Linked DNA regions of Homo sapiens: regions 1, 2, 3, 4, 6 and 7 are each linked to region 5. The links are chromatin contacts, found by Hi-C or POLR2A ChIA-PET in ENCODE. All regions are on one chromosome and are shown on one strand. Each heading gives the region's core, a stretch centred on a gene start or an enhancer-like site at or near the end of the contact. The rest is flanking DNA. Distances are from core to core; before and after follow the strand shown.

Region 1 (3,777 bases), core at 762-3,261, 1.7 Mb after region 5:
TGTCCAGTCCCGTTAGCAACAGGCTGGGCATATGCCCATCGGCATTGAACTCTTGTGAGTGCCCTTTAGAATTCTGAATCAGAAACTGCCCTTGGCACTCACCCTGCCAGGCAGGGCCTTGACAACAGCCATGTGACCCAGTCCTCCAGCTCTTACATTCTGTGCAGTCATCAGAGACATGTCCATTTCTTATGCTCTGAGTCTGGTTGCATGCTCTCTCCATGGACTCTTGCTTTAGTCTGCATCTCCCTCATAGAAGCACATACCAGTCATACTTTACATGTGTCCTGTCTGCCTCTCTCTTCCTTTGGACTCTAAACTCCATGAGAGTAGGAAGAGTGTCTGTCTTGCACATCACTGTGTTTCCAATGCCCAGCACAGCGCCAGGCACATAGTAGATGCTTTATCAATGTTTACTGAATGACAACATCTATATGAAAATGAGTCCTCAAGAAGCCCAAGGCTGGCTATATACCATTGGTACTGGCTTCGATTCAGGCAGCTGTGCTTATTACTGGCTACATCTTGGGCAAGTTGGTTAGCCACACCAAACCTCAATTTTCCACTCTGTAAAATGAGGATAATAATACCTACCTCACAGAGTTATCAAGAGACTAAAACTAGATAGCATTCATGACAGCATGTGGCAGACAGTATTATTGCCCCCAAATCCTTTCTGCCTTCCCTGTGGGAGGATTATATATCCTCACTCATTGTCAAGAGATCTGCAGTGCTGCTCTATGGGAGGAGGATACTCCCCTACCCCATTGGTGCCAGGCTTGGCCATGTGACTTGCCTTGGCCAATGGAATATAAGCTACACGTGCCACATCCAAGCATGACTTTAAGAGCCACTATATGGTTCTCCTAGTACCCCTTTCTCTCTGTCATAAGAATGGCATGTTCCATATAGGGGCTGATCCTGCAGCCTGGGTCCAGGAATGAAGACACCTAGAACAGAGCTCCAGTAGCAAGAAAGAAACCATTACTGGGGTTGCCTGTTGCAACAGCATAATGTAGAGAGAAGGCCAACTGGTATACAGTGCCTGTCACAAAGCAAGGGTTTAGTAAACCTTTGTGGAATGAACAAACACATGCTGAAGTTTCTACCAGATCAACTGCTCCAGTGCTTTTGATTCTTTTGGGTATGACATTCAATCACTAAGATAAATTTAAGGTGGCACTTTGTGGCATAAAAAAGAAGTAGATTTTTTTTTAACTGAATGAAAGTTGATCCATTCTATTAGGGTATAGCAGTGCCTGTGTCCTAAAAACCCTATCCAGGGTTTCTTTCATGGATTATTGATTCCAACTTATAGCCTATATTAACTGAGTCTTTTTGCTTATGTGTATTAAGCCATTATTGGTAAAAGGTGTATTAAGCCATTATTGGTAAAAGGTGAAAGATTTATATGATCTGAAGAGAAACCAGAGCATTATTAAGCCATTATTGGAGAGCAGGGTGCTAAGTCCGTTATACATATTAGCATGTTTAATCCTTGCAATTGTGCAGGAGATATAGGGAGACAAAAGTCACGTGGTACCCAGGGGCAAGGTAATGTTTGTGAACTTTGTCTCCTCGTAACACTGCACCAGAATTTGCAAAGGCTAGCATCTTTGTGGCATTCCCTGCAGACTGGTGGTGGGGTCATATGCACACCCCTTGGCTTCCTCTTCATTATGCCCCTAGTGGCAGGGGTTAGGGGAGGTCCCAACATTGTCTATAGTATACTGATGGGGAAACAGGCATCAAAGCATGAAGAATACGCTAAAGGTCATCCAGCCAGTCAGCAGCAGAGCCTAGACAGGAAGCCAGATGCACCAGACCTCAGAGCACTAACCTCATGCCATGCTGTCTCCCACGTTCATCCACAAAACCATATTCCCTTCTGCTTCTGCTTCCAGACTGAGTCATACTCACCCTAAGCTGGCACAGTCCTTCAGATTGAAGCCACTGTTCCTCCTATATCAGCAGGTTCCCCAAAGAATACTCAAGACAACGGAATGGTAAGAGACAAGTAGTATTGGGGAAGCTAGAATGAAGCTTTCATTTCCTTCTGATCCACACCTATGTTAGGCCACTCACTGTGAAGCCTGCTGACTTATGCTTGCAGGTGGGAACCCACCAACAACTCCCACCTGTTGAAGTTGTATTTATAGGCAAGGCCCTGCATGAAGCACCAATGCTATTCAGAGCTGCTGAAGATATGGTCCCTTGTCCTTAAGGAGTTCCACCTTAGTAAAGGGACAGATGTGCAAACAATGAACTTGATTACAAGGTCTTCTGAACAGGAGTTGAGAACAGAGAATTAGTAGATGTGCAGATGAGAGACGAACTCTGGTGGAATATCAGAGACAGCTTCAGAGAGTAGGCAGCATTTAAGCCTGGCTTGGTAGAATGAGTAATCTTTCAACGGGCAGGAGTTGCAAAGAAGTGTGTCTTGGAGGAATGGCTTGCTCAGGGTAGGAGAAATGGTCCCTGTGGGGGCTGTGTAGTGTGCAGTGGGTCACATGCCTAGAAACACAGGTGGAAATCAGATTTTGGAAGGTCTAAATGCCAGGTCAACAAGATCTGGTTTTACACTCTGCAACAATGTATCTTGGCTGGGCGCGGTGGCTCACGCCTGTAATCCCAGCACTCTGGGAGGCTGAGGCAGTCGGATTGCCTGAGGTAAGGAGTTCGAGATCAGCCTGACCAACATGGTGAAACCCTATCTCTACTGAAAATACAAAAATTAGCCAGGCTTGGTGGCGAACGTCTGTAATCTCAGCTACTTGGGAGGCTGAGACAGGAGAATCGCTTGAAGCCGGGAGTGGGAGGTTGCAGTGAGTCAAGACCGGTCCATTGCACTCCAGCTTGGACACCCTGCACAAAACAGGTTCAGACCTGAGAGGCAATTCAAGTCTTTCTTGAATGTGTGGGGCACTGGAGACAAAAGCTCTGAATGGCCTGGGGCTTGGAAACACTATGAACACAAAGAACACAAAGAGCAAACAGACCCCTTTTCTCTGTAAAAAAAAAAAAAAAAAAAAAAAAAAAAAAAGGGACTAAGAGTGGGATAAACATGGAAGCCTGAAGTTCAGCATTGGATAAGGAGATGGATTCATTCACTGATATTTACTGAGCACTGCTATGTGCCAGGCATGGTTCTAGGCATTTGGGAAACATCAGGAAATAAAGATCCCTAACCTCCTGAAGCTTTCTTTCTAAGGAAACTTTTATTTTATTTTATTTGAGACAGGGTCTTGCTCTGTTGCCCAGGCTGCAGTGTAGTGGTGTGATCGGCCTCCTGGGCTTGAGCAATCCTCCCACCTCATCCACCTGAGTAGCTGGGACTACAGGTGTATGCCACCATGCCCAGATAATTTTTTAAATTTTTTTTGTAGACACAGGGTCTCCCTATGTTGCCCAGGCTGGTCTCAAAACTCCTAGGCTCAAGTAATTCTTCTGCCTTGGCCTCCCAAAGTGCTGGGATTACAGGCATGAGCCCCGGCACCTGGCCAGGAAATTTTTAATATTCACAGGCACTTACTATTTTCCAAGAGCAACTCTATGTGATTATGCACTTATTAACTTCAGTCTTTACAAAAACCCTATGAGATAGTACTACTATCCTAATTGGACAGATGAGTAAACTGAGGCTGTGAGCTATTAACTCATCCTGGGTCAAGGCAGTAAGTGGCAGTGCTGAATGTATCACCAGGCAGCCTGCCCCAGAGGCAGGCTCCATAGTCCTACACTGTAATTCTTTTTGCATTGTAAGTAGTTGTAAGAGGA
Region 2 (3,743 bases), core at 845-3,344, 1.6 Mb before region 5:
GCCTGTAATCCCAGCACTTTGGGAGGCCGAGGTGGGCGGATCATTTGAGGTCAGGAGTTGGAGACCAGCCTGGGCAACATGGTGAAACCCAGTCTCTACTAAAAATACAAAAATTAGCTGGGTGTGGTGGCGGGCACCTGTAATCTCAGCTAATCGGGAGGCTGAGGCAGGAGAATCCCTTGAACACAAAAGGCAGAGGTTGCAGTGAGCCAAGGTTACGCCACTGCATTCCAGCCTGGGCAAGAGAGTGAGACCCTGTCACACACACACACACACACAAAAAGATTTCACTTTGGGTAAAAAATAATTACAAAACTTCAAAAGGGAGAATATCATGAACCACTCTAGCTGCAAACCAATGCCAGAACTATGTTAGATCTCCAGAAGACAAATGGAATCAATCTGAATCCAAATGTACACTGAATTTTTGATAAGACTGCTCACTCATAGAAGAAAAACTATATAACAGATTGTAAGAAAAAGGCTCTCTGCATGATAATAAGGGGGTAGGCAAAATACAGCCTTATAGCTGCAAGTTTAAGAATTGAAATTCTGCCGGGCACAGTGGCTCACACCTGTAATCCCAGCACTTTAGGAGGACGAGGCGGGCGGATCACAAGGTCAGGAGTTTGAGACCAGCCAGACCAACATGGTGAAACCCCATATCTACTAAATATACAAAAATTAGCCGGGCGTGGTGGTGTGCGCCTGTAATCCCAGCTACTCGGGAGGCTGAAGCAGGAGAACTGCTTGAACCCGGGAGGCGGAGGTTGCAGTGAGCCAAGATCGCACCACTGCACTCCAGCCTGGCGACAGAGCGAGACTCTGTTTAAAAAAAAAAAAATTGTAATTTTTTGACATTATAAAACTGTGGTATTTAAGTTTAGAAAGGTATTCATTACACAAAGAGGTAAAGATGGGCTCACAATTTGCATCTTACCAGAGGTTATATTAATATTTCCAGCTTCGATCCCTGCTTTAAGTCCGTCTTTCCCCAAAATCCCAGACTCTCCTTTGGCCAGACGCTCCCTCTCCTTCTCTTCCAAACTTCCATAATAGATGTGTGGTTTCTTCACGACCGGAGCAACTAAGTCGTCGGGTGCTTTAGTTTTGGTTGCCTGCTAAATCAAAGATCTGCATTAAACTAAGGTTTAATCTTGGCAATTTACCGGACTTCACCAGAGGATGAAGCTCACCCTGAGTTTCACAGTCCTGTTTCCTCTGTAATTGAAAGGACAAATTGGACACTACTTAAGACGCTCTTCATTGATTTGAGGAGGTGAAGGTAGGGTGAGGGTGTTTCAGTCCCTCACTTTGGTTGATGGGATTAATAAAACTAGTGAGGTTCTCTCGGGTATTTTCCTATGAAAGGTTTGCTCTGAAATCTGTTTACTTCATTCCGTTGGAAGTGTTCAATCTCGTGTTTTATGCTTCCCGGATTACTGCTTATCACTGGGGAAATACTAAGGATAGATGAAATAACCAACGCGGTGCTAAAGGATAACAAGTTACAACATTACAAGTGTATACATTTCAAACGTTCCTAGACGTGAGGTAGTAGGAGTTAGTAGGTCTCATTAAAATTCTGAGATCTGCCAAAGGCATAAACCTTGGCCAAGACACTTCCCTATTTCAGAGCACCGTTACTGGATGAGTCGGAAGAGATGCTTGCCCTTTGGGGCTGTAGTGGGAGAGGTGCAAATAAGCTACAGTCCACGAAAGCGCTTAGGGATCAGGAAAACGGTGGTCCGCTGTGTAGGACACCGCTGAGTCCCGCAGCCTTCCTCCTCAGCCCTCCACCGCCTTCTCCCGCTCCTTAACGGCCCCTTCCCGCAGAGATCCCCTTCCCCCTTAGCGCTCCCTGCCAGAGTGAGCTGGGATCCCGGGCTCTGTACCGTGGAAGAGGCTCGCGAGGAAGCCATGCTGGGCTCTGGAGCCGCGAGGCCCCAGCGAAACCCGAACACTCCCTTTCAGACCGTCCACCGCGCGCCCAGCAGAGGGGAAGTGCGTCACTGACAGGAAGTGCGTCACTGACAAGACGTGGGCCAAGAGGGGTCACCGCCCCCGGAGCGGCGCGGAGCATGATGGAAGTCGTAGTAGGAAATGGCGTCGTGGCATTGAGGGGCATCCCTCCTAGAACCTCCAGGAAAAGCTCGCGGAAGACGAGGTTCTGCGGAGAGAGAGGCTCCAAGCAGTCTGGGAAGTGTAGTCCAGTTGGCTTAGCAGTAGTTTCGTTGGGGGGGAGCCGAGGTTCCGGGAAGGGGCTAGGCCGGCTTGAAAAGAGGTAGGTGAGTCGACTCGCGCGGCTCGGGGCTGAACTCTGGAGCGAGTCAAGGGCTTCCGGGGTCCGCTGTGCCCCCCGGGCGTACGGGGGCGTTTACGTCTTCTTGGAGCCGAGGACCATGTTACCATAGAAACCCTTGCCTGGGCTCCGAGGTACAGGCCTGGAGCTAGGGGACGAGGACTGTTCTCCTCCATGGTCCGGAAGTCTTCCCAGGCTCCCCCTCTGAGCTTGATGGCTCGGCGGTGGATTTGGGCTGCGGCGGGAGATTAAGCTAGAAGAGCCCGCTAGTGCCAAAGTCAAATAAAGACCCGGCGGAGGAGCTTCGGCCTGATTTTGTTGATTTGTCTTCAGCCTGGTCTTTGTATCAGATTGAGAGTAAGATGATGGATAGGAAGGTGTCAGGTAACTCTGTACGTCTCTCTGCCCTGCTGGATGCTGGGGCATTAGAGACGAACAGGATAAGGTTTTTATCCCCACATGGGCGGTGGGAGATCCTCAAAATATTGACGTTTCCCTAGCTGGCCAGATCCTCATGCAACCCCCTAGAACAATTACAGCAATAATAGATGTTATTTATTGAACATTTATTAAATGCCAAATAATATTCCAAGAGCTTACTCTGTATTACGTTATTGACTTCCTACAACAGCAGAGTAGGATACAGATGAGGGAACTAAGGTCTAGTGAGAAATGAAACGAATTGTTCAGGATCGGTGGTGTAGTGGGATTAAAACCTGTGCCCTTTAACCTCTACAGCCAGCACTTTTAACTGTTAATCTATACTGCTCCCTAGTGGCCAGTTTTTTGCAGTTTGCAGAAAAGGTAAAATGTATAGATTTTTTTTTCCCCCTTTTAGGTATCCCTATCCCTCTCTTTCCCTCTTTGGAACTTTGGCTTTCTCTACCATTTGTCTGCATTGGAATCTGGTAGAAGATAATGCCTGATTTAGTACAAAGGAATTTGAAATGTAATGTGCCAGTGTTTTGTGTTGATAATATCACCTGTAGTATCCTAAGCTTCATGGGAGAAGGAACTATTTCTTCCTTTGTATACTTCACAGTCCTTAGTTTCATCCTAGATACGTGTAATAATTTGTATCTGTACATACTTTCAAGGAGTTTTCACTTCCATCATTTTCACTTAATGCTTATCATGTTGACCTTTATAATTTTTATAGGAGGCTAAAATTATTAACCAAACTGAACAGCTTGCTTCGATGACTTCTTTATGTGTGAAATAGGAATCATTTTGTCAACTTCACAGGGTTTTTGTGTTAAAATAAGAATGTAAAGAATGGGAATGGAAAAACAGCACGGTGCTCAAGAATGATCTCACCTTCTAGTCAACAAACATTTACTGACTGTTTTTATAGATACACTCTAGGGGATGCTGTGGAGAATATACAAATGATGCCATCAACAGATATTAAACTCAGTTGGGGGGTTGTGTTTTCTCAAAA
Region 3 (3,845 bases), core at 562-3,061, 1.6 Mb before region 5:
ATTCCCTTGGCCATTTTTTTTTTTTAAAGAAAAGGCTGGAAGGACATGTCATAAACACCTAGAAAGATTCTGCAGTGAGACTGCTTTGCAAGTGACTTTAAGTATTCATTCCATGTTAAAAATACCATAGATAATGTAAGCCAGGGGCTAGCAAGCTCTTTCTGTTAAACATTTAGATGTTTCAGTGCTGCAATCACAGTGACCGGTGTTGGGGAGAGGGATTAGAAAGTGCCATGGTACTTAATCCAGTTACTCCCCCAACACCTCCAAGAGGTAGCCAAGTTCACACACTAAACAGAGCTACTGCAACAGTTCTAGTGCTAGTCCTTAGATTCTAGTTCCAGTTCCGGTTCTAGTGCTTAGATTCCAGTTGCATCATTCCAACTGTGAGCCTTCGCTGCTTTAACATCTTTGCCAGGAGGTGCAAAGTTCTCTGGGAGGGAGCTACCAATCATTTCATTTCAATTTCATACTGACAGATTGAAACATTCACGTAAGGGACACCTGTAGTACCAACCTGACTGTGAGGGGAAGCCCAAGAACTCCAGTGAGTCTGTGGACGCTACGCTGGGACACTATCTCCTTAGCCACACCTTGTCTAAGCCAGGACTACCCCAGGATTGTTTCGAGAATGATACCAGGTTAACCAAAGAAATACTTATGTAAGATACAGATAGGGTGGAAACTGGAGGCAGAGGAGTCCGCCACAATTGATGTTGATTTAGGGCTGTCGCAGGAAGACCCAGGGAAACCCACGCCAAAGTTGGGGTGGGGATGTGTCTGCCTCCAAAGTATCCTCCTTTCCATCACCCACCGCCAGAATATCTTAGCTCTTCTGCACCTCATCCGCGTAGAATACAGGTGGACTCTAGAAAGGGGACTTTCCTCGAGGTGTATGCTACAGTCTTTCAATAGTCACTCTGTAAGGGCACACAGTGCTTAAGGGCTGATAAGGTTCTTGTTCACCCACTAGCTCACTATGTCCTGAATCAAAGGACGAGGAATCCAGTCTCAGTCTGCCCTTTACTCTTTGTGACCTCGGACTAGTCACCCGGGTGCTTAGTTCCTTCGTCTCCCTATCTGTAAATTCTGAGATTACGAGGAGGCCGGGATTGAAATCCATGGCCTCTGAGCTCTAAAATCTTCTGGACCAGCAGGCACATGGAAGAACTGGACAAATGGCCGGTTGCATACACGGGGAAACTGAGGCACCGAGCACCCCGGCCCAAGGTCACTCTGGCTATGCCACTGCAGGGGCCGGGCCGAAGCCCCAGTCTTTAACCCTCCAGTCCCGAGCTCTTTCTCCTTCCGCGGAGCTGAGGAAAGCGGCGAGGAAGGTCCTTGTCCCGCTGGGAAAAGGACGGTACCCATGCACAGGGGTGCGAAAGAGGGGCCGAGAGAAGCCTTACCTTTCCAGGTCAAGTCCAGCCACTAGCACCTCTCTCTCCGAATCTTAACCCGTCACCCCCTCACGACTCTTCGAACGGCCCCTCCACTTCTACCCGGCTCGACGTGTCCACCACCGCCACCGAGGCCGAGGATTTCCCGCCCCCTCCCGCCCCCTAGCATTACCGACCAATCCCTGCAAGGGGCTGTGAAGCTCCGCCCCGCTGCGGGCTGGAGAGGCCTGACGTCACTCGGCGCTCGTGCCCGCGCGAGCCTCTCATTTGCCTTTGCCCCACCTTCTCCAGAGCCCAGTCTACTTTCGGTCCAGAGACCGTGCTGGAGTTCGCCCTGCCGGAAAGCAGCACGCCGCCGCGGCATTTTACGACGTCGGCGGTGACAGGCCCTGGGACTCTGGGAATACCCAGCTTCCTCCCCGCAACCCGGTGAAAGCCAACGCAATGTTCGGTGCGGGGGACGAGGACGACACCGATTTCCTCTCGCCGAGCGGCGGGTGAGTGACTGAGAAGTATGCGCTGGAGGGCGTGGCTGAGAGATACCGGCGGATTGTTGGAGGGGGGTCGATCTCTTCTCAGGCCTTTTCCCAACTTCCGGGGGGAGACCCTTGCCACATTCCGGTGCTCTACACCTCTCAGAATCTGGGCAGAACTTGCAACTGTGCTGACCCTGCCGATCTGAGGTTCGGGACCCGGCATCTCTCTTGGCGGGAAGATAGCCCTGGGTTTGCCTTTTGCATTCTGGGTCACAATTTCTCCGGTGAAATGGGAATGATTGCTGATGAGACTTCCTGCCTCAGAATTTTTATAGGAGTCAGCTGGGGCTGATGTGAGACTTCTTTTCTCCATGGAGAAGGCGAAGACACTTTAGAACCAGGCCTTGGTGGGTCAGCTCTAGCATTCTTCAAGGCCCAGCTCGGATGTCACGTTTTGGATGCTTTTCCTTCTGCAACCTCAGGCAGAATGAATTGCTTTCTCTTCCTTATTCCTGCAGCTAGGTGTGTTTGCCTCTATTCTTATACCCCGCACCTATTAGATTATGAGTCCTCACCGGACAGGGACTGCTTATGGTGTTCATTTCTGTCTAGCATGCAGCATGGTACCTAGCACATAGTGAGTGCTCAGGAAGTGGCTGTTGAATGAATAATAGCTGCGAAATTGCACTTTGTAAAGCTTAAAGCTTAAAACCAACGTAACAGACTTCTGTCATTCTCCAGTTTCCCCAAGCATTATATTAATATATACCAGCCTGGAATAGAAATCTTTAAAGAGAGGAAGGGTTTTGTCTCTTTTAGTAGTCAGTTTAGCCTTTTCCATTGTGTTGTGCCAGTGGACAGCTTGACTTCCTCCAAACTTGTGAGCTACCAAGCTCTGATCATTGCAGAGCTTTTCTTTGAACATATGCTTAACAAATTTTGTGCGTGCTGAAGAATGTACTGGAAAAATGACAAATGCACCACATATGCCCCTTATTCTGCTAAATGCTAAGAGGTTACAAAAATGATTAAACTGCTGTGCCTGCCCTTAAGTTGCTTCCAGATCTGTTGGGCCATGTGGTTTCTATTGCAACCACAAATACTCAGTTCTGCCTTGTAGGGTGAGAGTAGTCATAGACAATACATAAACAAATGAGTTAATAGATGAATGACCATAAAATGACACTGGCCTTCTTTTGTCCTTAAGTAGGAATTTTTGATTTACACTGACTAGCTCTATATTACCTACCTTTTAGTCTTTTTCACTCTCACCACTCTGTTCCCTTCCTACCCCGTCTTTAGATGGCCTGCATTCACTTAGTTCCACTTTGAGTTCTTTCCGTTTCTCAGTTATTTTACAGTTAAGCTGTGCTTTTGTTCCTTTTTTCCCTATTCCACTTTAAATTCGCATTCTTCACTATGTGAAAGTATTTGGGAGAAGTCTGTAATGTTAGGGCTCCCAATTTTCATGCAACAATCAGTCCAAGCTGACTGAAAATTATGGGATAGGTAATGACAGCCATGTGCTCTTTTCCAGATTCCTGGCCAGAGATAAATTCTTGGTGGCTCAACTATTCTTTTTTCCTGAGCAGGCTTCTCAAGGATCTGAGACACTTGAATTCTAGGCATGTGACTGTGCTCCTAGACATAGACAACAGCTAATTTGATGGTAAAAGACATACTGAGGAAAGTTATAGTTTATTTTTGTTCCCCACAGTTATCAGGAAAACCAAATCAAATTTAACACTGAGAATACAGAAAGTTTCACCACAATTCTCTGATTTAGCTATTCCTTTTTTGGTTTTCTCTAAGGAAGTAGAACATATGACAGTGAATACTGCAGCTACTTTTCACTTCCTCTTTTATAGCCATATATTACTGTAAGTATACTTGCTTAAGTTCCAAGTCTCTTGATTTAAACACATGATTTGCTTGATTTCATGAAGGATATTCAAGCCTAATAGAAGTA
Region 4 (4,255 bases), core at 1,756-4,255, 1.5 Mb before region 5:
TAATAGAGTAAGACTCTGTCTCAAAAACAACAACAATAACAGTGAGTGTGCCTCTGTTTCCGGGTTGGATGGGGCACCACATCTATGCATCTCTCAGATTTGGACGCTGCAGCCTGGGGTTTGGTAGAGACCTGGGACTAACCTGGCTGTTCTACTCCCTACACTCAGCTAACATGCCTTTCAGTGCCAAAAGGGGTCTGACTTGTGTCACCAACCCCTGCCTGCGCCTACCCAGGGACTGGGCTCACTGGAGACCGTGGAGCTGCAGGACAGAGAAAGAAATGTGAAAGCATCTGATTGGACAGAACAGCCACACAGCTCTGTGTCTTCTGAGGGACTGCATGTGCCTGTACCACGTTCACCTTCCATTTATTATGTGTCACTCCCTGTGACATCTCCGCAGGTGCCTACTATTATTAACCTCTTTAACAAGGAAGGTACATAAAAGCCCACTTATCTCCCCATGGTCACTCGGCAATCAGGTACCCAGAGCCAGAGAGTTTTCTGGAAAGCCTGTACTGGTTCTCAAACCTTAGTGTACTGGGTGTTTCTGGGACAGGTGTTTCTAGGACAGGTGTTTGTTGGGGGTCACACTTTGAGAAATCATAGGAACCATGATGGTCTCCTGTCAACCAGTAGGGACTGGTCAAGTAAATTATATGAGAGCTTCAAAATGGAAATCTAGGCGGTCACATCACAACATGATAAAGATCATGTTGAAGACTTTAAAAAATGTTGAAGAGTTTAAAAATAAGAATAGCTTTTACCCCCCACCCCCAATGGCACTAGCTCAATGTAAAAAGCTGACACAGTACCGAAAAGAAAGTAAAAAATCATTTTGAGTCTTACTACTCAGAGATCTCTCCTGTTAGGCTTTCAAAAAAAAAAAAAACATTTTGACACAGCAAAATGTTTACGCAAGATTGATATACAAAACCAAACAGGTACAAACAATACTGTGAAACTCCATTTACACCGGAGATGGCCTCATCCTCAGCAGAAGCCTCTAGCACCATCTCTGCCAGGTAGAGGTAGGGGTGACACCCATCACCCCTTCTCTGAGTCCATTTGGTAAAGCAGATGGTATGAATGGAATGTCCCTAGTGGCTAATTAATCAGTCAGGGAGTTGCCATAACTGGTTTCCTTCTATCATCCTTGGGCCTGGGCCAGTTATCTTAGGAGCCCAAAACAGCCCAGACATGTTTTGCCATAGACCTGAACACCCACAGAACAGTAAGAGTAATTTGAAAGATTTCTTTTTGTTGTGCTAGGTCTGTGCAGACCCTGGCGATACAGAGATGAATGGGACAAGTCTTTGGCCCTTAGGGAGCTACCTGTCTATGAGGGGGGACATTTAAGTGAGCAAATAATTACAACAGGTTGTAGGTCAGAGAAAGGGAGGCACAGTGGAGGCTCCCTGGGGGTGCTGGGGACCAAGCCGCCTGAGAGACACCTGCCCTGGCCAGAGAGCAGTTGGCTAGGATGGTTCTGAAGCCAGAGAAGCAGGAGATAGCTGGGAAGATGAACTGTATGGTTTGTTCAGAGCTGGAAACACCCACGGAGTCCGAAGCCCCAGAGGGACGAAGACTCACCTGTCACTCAACCCTTTCTACTTTTGCCTTTTTGCTAGAGGAAAAGATGGAAGTCAGCACACCCTGACTTGAGAGAAGCGATCTGGGCTACAGTTTTCAATTAAAGGGCTTTGTGGTCAGATAGGCAAGGGGCAGGGCCCCAATCTTGTTTTCCTACTTGGGATGAATCTTGGCCTCTGAAAGTTTAACTGATTTGTGCTTTTTTCAGGGTGGGGCTGTGGTGAAGGAGGGAGCAATCCCTGGAACTTGTTTTCTTCTATATTTCTTCATTTGGGGTTACTTACACTTTGAGAAAAGCTTCCTTATTTGTAAACAAGGGTTGGGAAGGAGATGAAGGTCCCAGTTGCTAGGCTGACTGGCTGGGGAACTTTTGCAAGTGCTTTCCATCTATTTCCCTTTTTAAAGGACGGCTGATCATTTCACTAAATGGCCTACATACACTTCCTATATCTTTTTTTTTTTGTTTTGTTTGTTTGAGGACGTCTTGTTCTGTTGCCCAGGCCGAAGGTCATGGCTCACTGCAGCCTGGAACTTCTGGGCTCAAGCAATCCTCCTCATCCTGCCTCAGCCTCCGAGTAGCTGGGATTACAGGCGCCTGCCACCACTTGTGGCTAATTTTTGTAGAGACGGGGTCTAGCTATGTTGCCCAGGCTGAGCTTCCTGTATCTTAAATTCTATGACATTCTTCATGGGATGAAGAAAATGATATGACTTCTTCAAAGACGAACGAGTCTTGCAAGCTGTCGTTCTCTCCAGCCCAGGTGAACCCTACCAAGAAAAACAGCTTGTCTGAAACGCTGTTTTCTGACTGAAAGTGTAGGGAAGCTGGAAAGTAGCTGGTTCTGTTTTATTCCCCGAAGAATCAGGCTACAAACTTGACAAGAGCAGGGCCGGGGATGTGCGCTCGGTGTGCGCGCGGGGCTGCGGGCTGAAATGCGCCGGGGGTTTCCCTTTCGTGGAAGCCTTCCTGGAATCTCCCAAGGCGCTGCTCTCCGCCCTGGGGCGCCGGCCAGAGGTCCGGGGCCGGGGGCCCCGGACCCAGCTGTCTTCAGCCACCGCGCCCCCACTCTCAAGCCGCGCCACCGCGGGCGCTCGGTAACTGCTCGCCTAGCCGGACTGCCTCCCAGCAGGAGGGACAAATAAAGAGGAAAACCACAGAGCCACCGCAACCTATACCTGCCGCGTCCCCCAACCCTGTTCCAGCTGTTGGCAATGCTGCCAACACACCCTTCACCAGCCCCGGGCCAGCGGCAGCGAGGATTCGGGGTGCCGAGATGGCAGCTCCAGGAGACCCCGCCCCAACCGCCCACCCTCTTCACCGTAGCGCCCGGCCCTTACCGCCATGGTGAGTGCGCAGGGCGGGCGCCAGGGCCGCGTCTGCTCGCTCGGGTCTCCTCGCTCCGAGTCAGTTCAACCGCCGCCGCCGCCGCCGCCGCGATAGCTACCCTGGCCGCACGGATCACGTGGTCCGGGCGAGGCGGCGCGCGGGCGCCTGGGAGTTGTGGTCCCCACACGCGCCCTACTTCGGCGTCCTCGGGCGCGCCCCCTGGCCGAGACCCAGGCGCCTCGCCCCAGGTTCCCAAGGGCTGAGGCTTGGCGTTCCCGGAGTCGCGAGCGAGAGGGACCACCTGCTGCCCTCTGTCTTCGCCCTTCCTGTTTTGCACTTGGCTTGTCTTGGCGATTATGAGAATGTTTATTGCTCATTGTAATAAACTACCCCAAGCGTAACATATATTGAGTTGAAATGGGCAAGTCCGTGCTATGGACGCAATAGCAACACATTTGGAGTAAATTAAGTCAATTATGCCCTAGATTTTTAGTGTAGTCATTACAAGATAATTACATTTTTCTTTTTAGAAAAATATTTTCCAATCTGATAAGCCAAAAGGAATACACCCGTGTAATTTTGTTTTTCTTTGATTACTAGGGTAGTAAACTATTTTTCTTACGGGTACTTCCATTTCTGTGTATTGCCTGTTCATTTCACTGATCCAGTTTTTTGATGGGGAGTTTCTTGTAGGGTGAGGGATTTTTAATGGTTATTGATTCTTAAGCATATTTAGGAACCCTTTGCTAATCAGCCTATGAGTAAAGAGGCTCTTCAGAGAAACCTTACTAAGGACAGTATTAGCAGAGACCTTGAGCCTGGAGCTAACCTCAGTTCACATCCATACGCATCAACTATTGGCTTTGGGACCGTAGGCAAATAGCTTACATCTCTGAACCTCAGTTTTCTGGTCAGTAAAATGAAAATAATAATAAAATCTATGTCATAGGGATTAAATGAAAACATACATGTTAAATTATCATGTAACCTGGCAGTGGGAGCTTGTTCAGTAAATGGTAGAATCCTCAGGGTCACACAGCTTTTTTTCTTTTCTTTGAAACAGAGTCTCGCTCTGTCGCCCAGGCTGTAGTGCAGTGGCGCGATCTTGGCTCACTGCAACCTCCATCTCCCGTGTTCAAGCAATTCTCCTGCCTCAGGCTCCCGAGTAGCTGGGACTACAGGCGCGCACCACCATGCCTGGTTAATTTTTGTATTGTTAGTAGAGACGGGGTTTCACCATATTGGTCAGGCTGGTCTTGAAATCCTGACCTCGTAATCTGCCCGCCTCGGCCTCCCAAAGTGCTGGGATGCTGGGATTACAGACGTGAGCCATCT
Region 5 (4,055 bases), core at 498-2,997:
TCACTTTTTACATAATCGGCAACAAAGCCCTTTGGGGCCTCAGCACTTTCCCAGTTCCCCAGCCATCCCTCAGTTAACTGCCAATAAAAATTACAATCTCACTAACGCTAGTGAGAATTTAATGAACTAGGTAAATTAAATTTTACCTAGTTCAATTCACCTAGTTTACCTAGTTCAGGGCCCGCCCCTCCACCACTCATTTTATGACTCCAAATTATCCAAACTGCTCTGGAAGGCATCAATAAAGTTGTTAGCTCCTTGACTATTTTCAGCTCTGGAAAAACAATCTGGAGGAACAATCCAAGGTAAAATTATATCCACTCAAAGTACAATCATTAAAAGCAGGCTACCTGGCAACATAGAAAATTTTGCCTCGGGAAAAAAAAAAAAAGGCTAGAAAAGAAATACTTTACAACTACAATCGCTGACGCATTAGTATGATGGGGCCCTTCAAGCAGTAATACCACCATCAAGTACGATTTATACTTCGTGATGTCCTAGATGGTTTGATTTTTTGCAGTAGTAGAAGAAAACAGCATCGGGCTAAATCTCTCATCCCCACAAGACTCAATAAAACCTGTCAAATGAAATACAAATACATATTCACAAAATATTTCCTACTAGAAATTCTCAGAGTTTTGTACCCAAGTCATTAAGCACCTATTTATGGATCCTATGGAAAGGGGGGCGGTTCGCACACTTATCATTTAATCCCCATAATAACTCTGAGAGGAGGTATCATGGCCTTAATTTTGCATATGAAGAAACAGCTATTTCAACATAATAAGTCACTATCCAAGGTCATACAGGGGTGTCACAGCAAAGACTCACATCCAGCCTTTTGACTGGTGTTCATTGTTCTTCTCAGTGTTTTCTTAGTTCCTTAAACCCAAACTAAGCGTCACCATTAACACTATTTCCAGAAACCAATTTTCTGTCATATCAAACTGATGCGATCACAGTTGTCACTTGATATTCGAGACTTTCCCTGTTGTGGGCTACCCCAGATCCTACTAATAATGATCACCCTGCTTTTCGAATGTGAAATGCACGTTATTAAAATATTTTCACGAAATCGTAAGATGGCCAAAGTTTTGCATAACAATGTCACAAAAAGGAAGAGGGCAAGGAGGCTAGCTGTGCCCCCCAAGGCCCCGTGGGGCCGACTCGGCTCTTTCACAGGGCCACGTGGGAAACGTGAGTATCTTAAAGGTCGCGGTGGTGGCTGTGCTCAGTTTCGGGGTCACAGAGGCCCACGCTCCGCGGACCGGGGTCGGAAGGCGCCGTGGGCTTCCCGCGGCCAGTCTTCGAAGCCCCTCCACGCCCGCAGGCCTCACCTTGAGTGTCTCGTAGGCGGTTGCCACCAGCAGGAAAGCCTCCTCGGCGCTCTGCGGCGTCCGCCCGGGGCCCTCGTCTCCGGGCTGGGGCCGGTAGCGGTCAGGGTGGTAGCGCCGGGCCAGCTGGCGGTAGGCCCGCGCGATCTCCGCCTTGCCCGCCGAGCGGCTCACGCCCAGCACCTCGTAGCAGTCCCGCGTGCCGCAGTAGAGCCCCTCCACCAGGGCCCCCGCGGGCCGCACCAGCAGCAGCGCCGGCAGCAGGGGCGCCAGCAGCATCCACCAGCGCCGGCCGGCAGCCCCGGCTCCCCAGCCGGGAGAGAGCAGCGGCGCCCCCATCCCCAGCCTCGCTGGCGGCTCTGCCACCCCAGCGATTCTGCAGCACTCAGCCGCGCGCCCGGCTAGTCCCGTCTGGCCCCAGCTACACGTCAGCAGCCGACGCCTCCGCGCAGGCGCACAGGGCGCGGCTACAGCAACTACTTCCTTCGCAACCCGTTGGTAGGGAGAAGGACGCCTCAGCCACTAGGCTGCTTCCGGTGTGTCACTGAACACCTTCCCCGTACCAGCAGCTGGAGGATTTGTTTGGTAGCACCTGGGGGATGGCTCTGTCCCGGGCGCACTTAGGCGGGCTGTGCGGAGCGCTTTACCTTCCACAGTGTCCGGCACACGCATCCTTTTCGACATCATCACTTGACCTGCTGCAATAGGTAACCTACCTGGCTCTCTCGCATCCCGTTATCAGCGTCAAGAAGATTTGCACGTAGGCCTTTAAAGCCAGCCACCAGCCCCGGGCGCCTTCCTCTCACTAACCCCATGCTGCCTTTCCAAACGGAAGATGAACTTAGCAATTCTAGGCGCTGCCTGTGTACTAGGTAGGGACCCTGAAAGTTCATAGCCATCTAGTTCAGTTTTTCTCAGCCTCCACGCTATTGACATTTTAGACCAGATAATTCTTTGCCTTTGAGGGGCTGCCCTTTGCATTGTAAGATGTTTAGCAGCATATCTGGCCTCTCCACACTAAATGCCAGTAGTGCCACCACCCCCAGTCATGACAATAAAAAATCTCTGTACGCGGGTCTGTGCGTCCACCTTGGGCTGCGCGTTCCCGGGACAACCTGCTGGAAGGATCAAGCGATCCTTCCAAAATGCTAGGATTACAGGCGTGAGCCACCGTGCCCGGCCTACATTTGAATTTCAGATAATAATTTTTTAGTATAAGTATGTCCAAAATATTGCATGGGACTATATGGCAACATGAAAAACTTTGCCTCAAAAAATCTGTTTCTATCATTCATCTGGTAAATGTTTATTGAGTCTCTACTCTGAGCCGGGCACTGTTACTTAGGCACTGGGGATACAGTGGTGAGCAAAGTAAACAAGAAGCTCAACTTCAGAGAGCATATATTCTGATGGAGGATGACAGTCAGTAACAAATAAATAAACGTTCAGATATAATCAACTCTTTTAATAAAGTGAAATCAAATACTGATACATAGCATTATATACTTATAATACATAATGAATATACATTATAATTTTGTATTTCTCATTGAATAAATATATATCTCTCATTACATATATCTCCCTCATTACATATATAATATATATAATCTCATTACACATATATGTCTCTGTCATTACATATATAACATATATGTGTCTATTTTTCACCTCAGCCCACTAAATATTGCATGGGACTATATAGCAACATATACAGTTATATATGTAATGAGAGAGATACATGTATATGTAATGAGATACAAAAGTTATATATATAATAACAATTTTGTGTATCATATATGCTTATTTACATTTGTATCTCATATATGTTTATATATGCTTATATATGGCTTATATATATGCTTATATATATATATAATGAGAAAGATAAAATGAATGGAAACACATGGGAGGGTCTCCTGAAATTATTAGGATCGGGATCAATTACAAGCATCAATTCCAGTAGGAGCTGACAGCTAAACTGACTTTGGAGGACGAATAGAGAATGGCTTGAAGGATGTGAATTAGAGAGGAGTTTGGGGACAAGGGAGTGTGAAATAAGTACCAAGAAGAGAAACGAGCCATGGGCAAGAAAAAAATAATAATAAAGCTTTTCAAAAAATGAAAGACAACCTATATGACTAGGAGTAGAGGTAAGGAGTGTAGGAGATGAAACTGGAGAAAGCCAAGTTGCAAAGGGTCATTTTATCCCATGTCAAAGAAGTTGTTCCTTATCTTAAGAGCAATGGAAAGGCCAATATGGGGTCTTTGAGCAAAAAGTGACACCTTCGGATTGACATTTCAGAACCATTACTCTGCCTGGGAAAATGAGTTGGGATGTATCAGGAAGACCATTAGGAGACAGTTATGAGTCCAAGTAGCCTGTAATCCCAGCACTTTGGGAGGCCGAAGTGGGTGGATCATCTGAGGTCAGGAGTTCAAGACCAGCCTAGCCAACATGGTGAAACCCCATCTCTACTAAAAACACAAAAATTAGCCAGGCATGGTGGCAGGCACCTGTAATCCCAGCTACTCAGGAGGCTGAGCCTGGGAGAATTGCTTGAACCCAGGAGGCAGAGGTTGCAGTGAGCCGAGATCACACCATTGCACTCCAGCCTGGGCGACAGAGCAAGACTCTGTCTCAAAGGAAAAAAAAAAAAAAAAGTCCAAGTAACAGATGCTACAGGTCTATTTCTAGGTAGTGGCTCTGGGAAAGGAAAA
Region 6 (3,825 bases), core at 986-3,485, 1.8 Mb before region 5:
TCTGGAGACAGGGTCTTGCTCTGTCATCCAGGCTGGAGTGCAGTGGTACGATCACAGCTTACCGCAGCCTTGACCTCCCAGGCTCAAGCAATCCTCCCATGTCAGCCTCCCAAGTAGCTGGGACTACAGGTGTCCACCACCATGCCCAGCTACTTTTTGTAATTTTTGTAGAGACTGTTTCGCCATGTTGCCAAGGTTGGTCTTGAACTCCTGGGCTCAAGCGATCCACCAGCCTTGGCCTCCCAAAGTGCTAGGATTACAGGTGTGAGCCACCACACCCAGCCTAATCTCCCTTTCAATCCTCCCCATCTCCCCAGTGGAAATCACTATTCTGAGTCCTAACAACACAGCTTAATTTTGCTTGATTGTGTAGTTAATATAAATGAAATCATATTATATACTATTTTGTGTCTCACTTCTTTTACTCAACAATATGTTTAAGATTTATTCATATTATTGCATTCACAATACTGAAAGATTAAGGTAAAATGTTTCAAAAGGTGGAGGCTGGGGGGAGAGTGGGAACAGGTCTTTCAGTCAAGAAGAAGAAAAGACATGGGGGAAATAAGCTACACCAAACAGCAACATTTTAAAATTTCCCGTTCTATTTGGGTTCTTAGATGGTTCTAATTATTTTTAGTTACCAATAACCTCAGGGAAGGAATGAGTGTCAGGAAAGAAATGTCGGGCAGGGAATCTAGGAAAAAACAAATAATAATTGCCCCTATGGAGTGTGGTTATTAGCAGGCATTGCAGAGAGAGCCCAGTGTAACATGGGGCAAATTATTTAATCTAGCTGGCAATTGTTTTCCCAATCCGTAAAGTGAGAATAGTAACATCGTTGCTGTCAAGATTAGATAAATGAATGTAAAATGCATGGTACTGTCCCTGACTCTTTAATGCACAGCAAACATTATTTGCTTTCTATCCCCTTCCTTGTTGAATACAGATCAGAACTCCAGTAGCTGGAAACTAAGCAGTGTCATATTTCCCTAGCCTTACGCCGCTAGGCCCCTTAAATTTAAAATATAAAGTATACAACAGGTTTGGGGTACAGATTTTGAGAAATTTAAAAAAAAATTTTTTTTTGAGACAGAGTCTCCCTCTGTCACCCAGGCTGGAATGCAGTGGCATGATCTCAGCCCATTACAACCTCCGCCTCCCGGGTTCAAGCGATTCTCCTGCCTCAGCCTCCCGAGTAGCTGGGATTACAGGAGCCCGCCACCACGCCCGGCTAATTTTTTGTATTTTTAGTAGAGACAGGGTTTCACCATGTTGGTCAGGCTGGTCTTGAACTCCTGACCTCAAGAGATCCGCCCGCCTTGGCCTCCCAAAGTGCTGGGATTACAGGCGTGAGCCACCGAACCGGGCTGAGAAATAAAATCTGAGAATAAGTGTAATGTAACCCACTAGTGTCCTCTACATTTGAAAGTCAACTTTTCAATAATCCCTGAAGAACCACCTGAAAGGCATTGCTTCGCTAGGGCGATGATGCCCGATCGCCATTTTACTCATCCAATCCTACTGGTTTACCCAGGCCCCATAAGCCTCACCAGATCCCTCTTGCCTCTGCACATCTCCAATCTCCATAAAGACCTTTGATCGGATCTATCATTGTACCTATCATAGGTCTGATGCCCCTATCAAGACTTGGAGTTTTCCTAAACGCCCATGTCTTTCACATCACATCTCTCAACTCATAGCATTGCCGTACCCTGAGAAATAAATGAAGCTGGTACAAATTTTCTCTGAAAACTTGGAAGCCTGGCGCTGAACTCAACAACTTTAGCTTAGTCCGCAAAAATGGACTTAGCTAATACTGTGTTAGGCATAATGGTGCTGTTTTAACGGCTTTGACATCCAATTATTCTTTCACCAAGCCATTAACCAGAGCCAAGTTTGCCCTAGGCTGGGCAAAGGAATGCTGTGAAGTGAAACCTGGGCTGTAACCGCCTCCGAGGCCGGCTCACACCCAGGGACCCTCCCAAGCGGTTCCTGCGCCCCCTCGTGGCCTCCCTCCTGCAGTTCGCTGCACAAGCGCAGGGCCCGGAGCGGGGACGGGCGGGCCCTCCAGGCCCTCGACACACCCAATTGGCCAGGCCTCGTTGCGTGTGGGCGGGGCCGCGGCTGGAGCGGAGGAGCCCCCCAGAAGACCGCCTTCAGGGGGCGTGGCCTGGACTGTGGAGGGGGCGGACCGTGGGGAAGCTGCTTCCGGGTGAGCCCCCCCCGCTCTTACGCGGTCTGTGGGAGACCGGAGCGGGAGACAGCGGTGACAGGAGCAGCGGCCGGGAGCCCTTAGGGAGGCAGGTGAGCGGGGGCTGGATGCGGGGAGATAGCGGGCCTGGAGGGCGGCTCCAGGGCGAGGCGGGGACTGTGGCACCAAGAGTCCTGCGTCCCCAGATTGTGCTGTGCGCCTGAAGCCCTGGCGGTGCAGCCGTGCACGGAGTCCCGTGGAGCGTTTGTTTGGGCTGGATTATCCCGCTGCAGCCGAGGTTGGGGGCCCGGGTTCGGGGCTCCGCACCTCTTCTCTGGGGTTCACCCTCTCGGATACCGCCTGGGCAGACTCCATCGATGCAGAACCCGAGGTGCGGGTGGTGGTTGGTGGGGGGGTAGGGAGGTGAAAACAATAACAGCCGTTTTGTACTAAGCGTTGCGTGCATTGACCATTCATTTATTTTATTTATTTATTTATTTTTGAGACGGAGTTTCGCTCTTGTTGCCCAGGCTGGAGTGCAATGGCGCGATCTCAGCTCACTGCAACCTCCGCCTCCCGGGTTCAAGCGATTCTCCTGCCTCAGCCTGCCAACTAGCTGGGATTACAGGCGTGTGCCACCACGCCTGCTAATTTTTGTATTTTTAGTAGAGATGGGGTTTCTCCCTGTTGGTCAGGCTAGTCTCGAACTCCCGAGCTCAGGTGATTCGCCCACCTCGGCCTCCCAAAGTGCTGGGATTACAGGCGTGAGCCACCACGCCCGGCCTGACCCATTCATTTCTTACAACAACCCATTGAGGTCGGTTCTAGTCCCCATTTACTAAACGAAGAAACTGAGGTCACACAACTAGAAAGCTACAGAACTAGGATTTGTACCCACATCTATCAGACTCCAGAGCCCACATACTTAACCATCCTGCTACCAACAGCAGCCAGGCCCAGAGTCTGGCTCACCCAAAGCTCTCCACAAGCCCAACCTGCTGGGAAACAGATTTGATATCTATCCTTAAAGTATGGAGGTGTCATGGTGGGCACTGAGGACTGGGCTGCTGGAGACCTTCCCCCAGATCTGCCGCTGACCCACTGCGTGATCCTGGGCCTGTGTCTACCCCTCTCTGAGCCCAGTTTCACCCTTGTTTCAGTGATACAATCAGCAAACTTTAAGAAGACTCTTAGCCAAGATATTCTAGGATTCTGGGAATGGCAGCTTCTCCTACGTCTAAATGGCTAACCCCAGAGGCGATCAGGCTCTTCAAAGCCCCAGGGCAAGGCTGGGGTCTCATTCTTCTCTTTAATCCCTGTGTCTAGCACTTCAGCAGGCCCATAGTAGATATTCAAGAAATGTGGGTTGGCTGAATAAACACTTCATCTCTTTTCAGAACTGCATGACAGCTGCTCTCCTGGGCCTTTGTGGGGCTTTGGATTTCTCAGTTCTGGCCACCTTCTATCTAGCTGGCTCTCCTGACTGCCTCCTCCCTGGCCAGTGGCAGAGCCTGCCAGGGCTGGCAGCAGGTCCTAAGCCTCTGTGCGAAGACCCACAGCCTCTGGAATCCTCAGCATAGTACAACTTGCAGGGGTGGGGGGTGGCACATGAAGCTCATAGCCCCTCCTGG
Region 7 (4,287 bases), core at 665-3,164, 1.4 Mb before region 5:
GTTCTGATCCTCCGTACTAACTCATCCCTACCACATATATATATATGTGTATATATATGTATATATATATGTGTGTATATATGTATATATATGTGTGTATATATGTGTATATATGTATATATGTGTATATATGTATATATGTATATATGTGTATATATGTATACATGTGTATATATGTGTATATGTATATATATGTATATATTATGTATATATATGTTGGTTTCAAGAAAATCCTTGAGAAACTGAACTGCCCCTCTTTCTGATTTGTGAGGAAGAAAGGAAAGGAGAGGTATTGAAAAAAATATTGTACCTTTTTACGACTCTAATATCAGGAACAATTAAAGTCAGGACCATATCTGAGGCAGAAACAAAGCAATTGCCTATCCGTACAAAGGTGACGCTCAAAGAATACTCTGTCAGGAACACAGTGTAGGGGGCCGTGTCTTAAGTAGGTGAAGAGTAATTTCAAGCCATCAATTATTTTTCAGTCTTCACTGAGTCCTTAGTTTAGTATTGCTGGATAACAAATTATCACCAGCTTTAGTGGATTAAAGTATCACAAACCTATTATCTCACAGATTCTGTAACCTGGAAGTCTGTGTATATCATGGTTAGGGTGATGGTTAATTTTATCGGTCAACTTGACTGGGCTAAAGGATGCCCAGAAAACTGGTGAAACATTGTTTCTGGGTTTGTTAGTGTGTTTCTGGGAAAAGATTAGCATTTGAATTAGCAAACTGAATAAAAAAGCCCCCACCAATGTGGGTGGCCACCACCTAATCCACTGAGGGCCTGAAAGGACAAAAAGGAAAAGGAAGGGTGAATCCTCTTTTCTATTTTTTTTTAATCTTTAACTTTTGTGGGTACATAGTAGGTGAGTATATTTATGGGGTACATGAAGTAGTTTGATACAGGCATGCACAGTGCAATAATCACATCATGGAAAATGGGGTATCTATCCCCTCAAGCATTTATCTTCTGTGTTACAATCCATTTATACTTTGTTATTTCGAAATGTACAACTAAATTATTATTGGATATATACACCTGTAGTGCTATCAAATACTAGGTCTTATTCCTTCTTTCTTTTCTTTTTTTTTAAAAACCCGTTAAGTATCCCCACTTCCCTCCCACCTTTTCTTTTTTCTTGAGCTGGGACATTCATCTTCTGCCTTTTGACATTGGAGACCCTGGTTTTCTGGCCTTTGGACTCTGGACTTACATCATCCCTACCCCTCTCCACTCTTTTTCCAGTACCTTGCATAGCGCAGCACCTAACCTGCACATATTCAATGAATGCAATTAATGCATGAAATGGCGCATTAAGGAATTATTTCTCCAAGTGCTTGATTATTCTGGTGAAATATCTTCACCAAACCCGGGCTCTCACGGAGGAGTGGTGTGTTTACTTAAGTTTCTGTTTCAGTTTTTCTTATTGTTCTTATACTATATATGAAAAGATTTATCGTATATCTCAAAGATTAACGTCCTCTCCCTATAAAATAATGTTATTTGTTCGATCAGGCTTTTCTCCGTTATGCTTCCAATTTCTCGCATCCTGCCTTTCTAAAGTCCGCACTAAGCGTTGTGATTCCCGGACTTCTAGCCGCTGGCCGCACTGACATGTATTCGGAAAAGCAATTCCAAATTCTGTAAAATATCTTCCGGCAGTGATGCGATCCGAACTCCGGCAGTGGGTTGTCAGGCCCAGGTCAGTCCTGTAGTGCGTAACGGAACTCGGTTCCGGCTGGCTCTGATCGCATCACTCCTGCATCCTGCAAGTAACGCCCTCGCCAGCTTCCACCTCCCGATCTAATTGTCCCAGAAGTCCCCGCACTTCCGCTGTACGGCTGAGTGTTTGCCAAGATGGCCGCGCCCGTGCGCTATTACCGAAGGGCGCCGCCATCGCGGCTGCCGGACCCGCTAAGGCCGCCCTCCGGGTAGCCGCCATGTCGGTCTCCAGCGGCGTCCAGATTCTGACAAAGCCAGAGACCGTGGACCGGAGGAGAAGTGCGGAAACGACCAAAGAGGCCGGGCGACCACTGGAGATGGCTGTGTCCGAGCCCGAGGCCAGCGCCGCGGTGAGAGCTGTGATGAGACAGGGTGTTTTGGCGGTCAGAGATGGTGTACTTGCGGGGCAGTGATTGGAGTAGTCTGTGACGATAGGTGATTTGGGAATTGGTGGAATCGATGCTAGATGGTCTTTTGGGAGGTCGGTGTTCTGAGTTATCTGTGGGGTTAATGATTTGGCTTTAGGATATCAGTATTAGGAGGGATCTGCAGAGACAATGATGGGGAGGCGTCTGTGGCAGTCACCGAGTGTCGGAGTTTGGAAGGAGATCAGAAATGGAGGCTTTGTGATGTGTCAGAGATAGGGAAGGACCGTGGGGGTTGGCGGTTTGGGATGTCTATGGGAGCCAGCGATTATGGGTGCCTGTGGTGGTTAGAGCCTGGGTTATCAAAGAGGGTCAGTGTTAGGATTTGGGAAATTCAGTGATTGGGAGCATCTGGGAGCATCAGAGATTGGGGCTTGGGAGTCAGTGACGGTGATGTCTGTGGAAGTTTGATTAGCAGTATCTTTGAGGGTCAGTGGGTAATGGAGGAATCGGGGGGCCAGTGAGGGGGGAATATGACTGTTGGAGTTTGGGGAGTCAATGTTGAGGTGTCTCTGGGGATGGTAGATGATTTGTATGTCATCTGGGGAGAAAAGGTAATTGGGGATGTATGCAGGTCAATAATTAGGTGGTGTCTAGCAGTAATAACTGTGCTTTGAGTAATGAGGTGATTAGTAGGAATTAATGATTGAAGATCCTCTATGATTCTGTGACTAGAAGTCTAAGGGGGTCAGGAGTTTGAGGGGATTGCTGCATTTAATGATTGAGGGTTCTTTGGTGGTCAGTGATTGGAGATCTGTGGAGGTTAATGATTGTTCTGTGGAGAGTGATAGTTGGGAACTTGCAGAGATCCATAATTGGGAGAAGTTTGTGAAGGTTAGTGATTGGGGAGTATTTGGGTGTCAGTGATTGAAAACTTGCAGGAACAGTAGGAACAGTCTGTAAGATGAGCATTTATTTTATGCCAGGGGGTATTTTTTATTTTATTTGTTTGGTGTTGTTGTTTTGCAGTCCCTGCTTTGTCCTCAAAACCAGGGAATGTTTTAAATGCTGGAGACACACCAGGAAACAAAACCAGAATCCCTCCCTCAATGACTTACATTATAGAAATATGAAAGATATCATAAAATATAAACAAATAAAATTATTCCAGACACTAATAAGTGCTGAAGTAAGTAAAAGAGGATGGTGTGGTACAGAGTGATTGAGGGTAGGGAGTGCATGACTTTAGCCAGGTTAGTCATGGAAAGCTTTCCTTAGCAAATGACAGTTGGGTTGAGGCATAAATCATCACAAGGAGGCAGCCATGCAGAGATCTGAAGAAAGAGTGTTTCAGGAAGAAATAAACATCAACTGCAAAGGACCTGGGGTAGGAGTAAACTTGGTGTGCTTAAAAAAGAGAAGGAAGATTAGTGCTGTTGGAGCACAGTCAGAGGGAAAGTAGAAAGCTGTGAATCATAGTGGTAGGAAGGTATCAGATAATGTAGGATTTTATTGGCTAGTGTAAGGATTTGGATTTTATTCTAGATGCAGTGAGAAGCCATTGAGTTTAAGCAGGGGAATGATCTGTTCTGACTGACACCTTGAAAAGATCACCATGGCTACCTCATGGAAGACGGACTGCAGAGGGGCAAGAGTAGGTAGATATAGGGAGGTCAGTTAGGAACTTTTTGCAATAGTCAAAGACAAGAGATTATGGTGATTTAGAATAGAGTTGTAGCAGCAAAATGAAATCAAATTCAGAATACATCTGGAGATAAGCAATAGAACTTACTAATGTATTGATATATGGAGTATGAGGAAAGAGAAGAATCGAGATTTACATCTAGACTTTTAACCTGAAGAACCGGATGGATGGTGATTCTATTTTCTGAATGGAAAGGGTTATGGTGGAAAAGACTAGATTTGGTGGATGGAAATGGGATCTGGGGTGATGTCAGTGGCTCTATTTTGGCCGTGTCAAAATGCTCATTGCACATCTACCTAGAGATATTGGGTAGCCACTATATATATGAATCTGGAACTTAGGAAAGGGGTGAGCTAGGGAACCATTTTTGAAATGCATCACAATAAAGATGGTATTTAAAGCCTTAAGATTGGCTCGGGTCACCTAGGAAGAGAAGACAGATAGGGAAGAGAAGAGAGCCAGGGACAGAGGGCTGGGTCACTCTGA

The links. A loop is a pair of places that touch in the nucleus more often than their neighbours do. ChIA-PET counts read pairs that join two places held with the same protein, here RNA polymerase II (POLR2A). Pooled maps may share reads with other maps.
Region 1: a loop to region 5 is called in a pooled map, with 5 times the contacts of the local background. The contact joins the enhancer-like site here to the promoter of DNAJC25-GNG10 in region 5. A Hi-C loop is called at or near these places in 4 of 50 pooled maps.
Region 2: a map of CD4-positive, alpha-beta T cell shows a loop between it and region 5 (10-fold over the local background). The contact joins the promoter of CDC26 here to the promoter of DNAJC25-GNG10 in region 5. A Hi-C loop is called at or near these places in 3 of 168 maps with a recorded cell type or tissue (B cell, CD4-positive, alpha-beta T cell and CD8-positive, alpha-beta T cell), 1 of 37 single-sample maps with no recorded cell type and 11 of 50 pooled maps.
Region 3: a loop to region 5 is called in a map of CD4-positive, alpha-beta T cell, with 5 times the contacts of the local background. The contact joins the promoter of FKBP15 here to the promoter of DNAJC25-GNG10 in region 5. A Hi-C loop is called at or near these places in 2 of 168 maps with a recorded cell type or tissue (CD4-positive, alpha-beta T cell and CD8-positive, alpha-beta T cell), 2 of 37 single-sample maps with no recorded cell type and 10 of 50 pooled maps.
Region 4: a map of B cell shows a loop between it and region 5 (35-fold over the local background). The contact joins the promoter of SLC31A2 here to the promoter of DNAJC25-GNG10 in region 5. A Hi-C loop is called at or near these places in 1 of 168 maps with a recorded cell type or tissue (B cell), 2 of 37 single-sample maps with no recorded cell type and 11 of 50 pooled maps.
Region 6: a loop to region 5 is called in a map of B cell, with 8 times the contacts of the local background. The contact joins the promoter of ALAD here to the promoter of DNAJC25-GNG10 in region 5. A Hi-C loop is called at or near these places in 2 of 168 maps with a recorded cell type or tissue (B cell and CD8-positive, alpha-beta T cell), 2 of 37 single-sample maps with no recorded cell type and 8 of 50 pooled maps. POLR2A ChIA-PET finds 5 or more read pairs at or near these places in 1 of 52 experiments (CD4-positive, alpha-beta T cell).
Region 7: a loop to region 5 is called in a map of ascending aorta, with 5 times the contacts of the local background. The contact joins the promoter of ZFP37 here to the promoter of DNAJC25-GNG10 in region 5. A Hi-C loop is called at or near these places in 1 of 168 maps with a recorded cell type or tissue (ascending aorta), 1 of 37 single-sample maps with no recorded cell type and 7 of 50 pooled maps.

The regions. Positions count from the first base shown.
Region 1 is chr9:109,970,550-109,974,326 of GRCh38, reverse strand. The region is part of intron 6 of PALM2AKAP2 (PALM2 and AKAP2 fusion); the gene reads right to left. Among named protein-coding and RNA genes, the nearest start is that of PALM2AKAP2, 190 kb to the right of the region's middle. RefSeq lists an enhancer at 1,846-2,055. Within about 2 kb of position 2,011, at least 5 of the 41 ENCODE cell types and tissues checked have a DNase peak (open chromatin) inside an H3K27ac peak, as active enhancers do.
Region 2 is chr9:113,273,923-113,277,665 of GRCh38, reverse strand. CDC26 (cell division cycle 26) reads left to right here and starts at 2,094. Exons shown (of 4, transcript NM_139286.4): 1 at 2,094-2,284. PRPF4 (pre-mRNA splicing tri-snRNP complex factor PRPF4) reads right to left here and starts at 2,008. Exons shown (of 14, transcript NM_001244926.2): 1 at 1,896-2,008; 2 at 941-1,118. The coding sequence starts at 1,922. RefSeq lists enhancers at 2,021-2,360, 2,128-2,983.
Region 3 is chr9:113,219,243-113,223,087 of GRCh38, reverse strand. It overlaps FKBP15 (FKBP prolyl isomerase family member 15), which reads left to right and starts at 1,811. Exons shown (of 28, transcript NM_015258.2): 1 at 1,811-1,897. The coding sequence starts at 1,845. SLC31A1 (solute carrier family 31 member 1) reads right to left here and starts at 1,544. Exons shown (of 5, transcript NM_001859.4): 1 at 1,410-1,544. RefSeq lists enhancers at 633-822, 1,663-1,772, 1,883-2,012.
Region 4 is chr9:113,149,757-113,154,011 of GRCh38, reverse strand. SLC31A2 (solute carrier family 31 member 2) reads right to left here and starts at 3,005. Exons shown (of 4, transcript NM_001860.3): 1 at 2,932-3,005. The coding sequence starts at 2,937.
Region 5 is chr9:111,629,026-111,633,080 of GRCh38, reverse strand. DNAJC25-GNG10 (DNAJC25-GNG10 readthrough) reads right to left here and starts at 1,747. Exons shown (of 3, transcript NM_004125.4): 1 at 1,338-1,747. The coding sequence starts at 1,673. DNAJC25 (DnaJ heat shock protein family (Hsp40) member C25) reads right to left here and starts at 1,747. Exons shown (of 4, transcript NM_001015882.3): 1 at 1,338-1,747. The coding sequence starts at 1,673. LOC107987116 (a long non-coding RNA gene) reads left to right here and starts at 1,878. Exons shown (of 2, transcript XR_001746897.2): 1 at 1,878-2,041. RefSeq lists enhancers at 1,014-1,063, 1,794-1,883 and a silencer at 1,414-1,703.
Region 6 is chr9:113,399,694-113,403,518 of GRCh38, reverse strand. ALAD (aminolevulinate dehydratase) reads left to right here and starts at 2,235. Exons shown (of 12, transcript NM_000031.6): 1 at 2,235-2,307. RefSeq lists silencers at 1,924-2,283, 2,434-2,483 and an enhancer at 2,499-3,079.
Region 7 is chr9:113,054,351-113,058,637 of GRCh38, reverse strand. It overlaps ZFP37 (ZFP37 zinc finger protein), which reads left to right and starts at 1,914. Exons shown (of 4, transcript NM_003408.3): 1 at 1,914-2,081. The coding sequence starts at 1,950. RefSeq lists an enhancer at 1,714-2,283.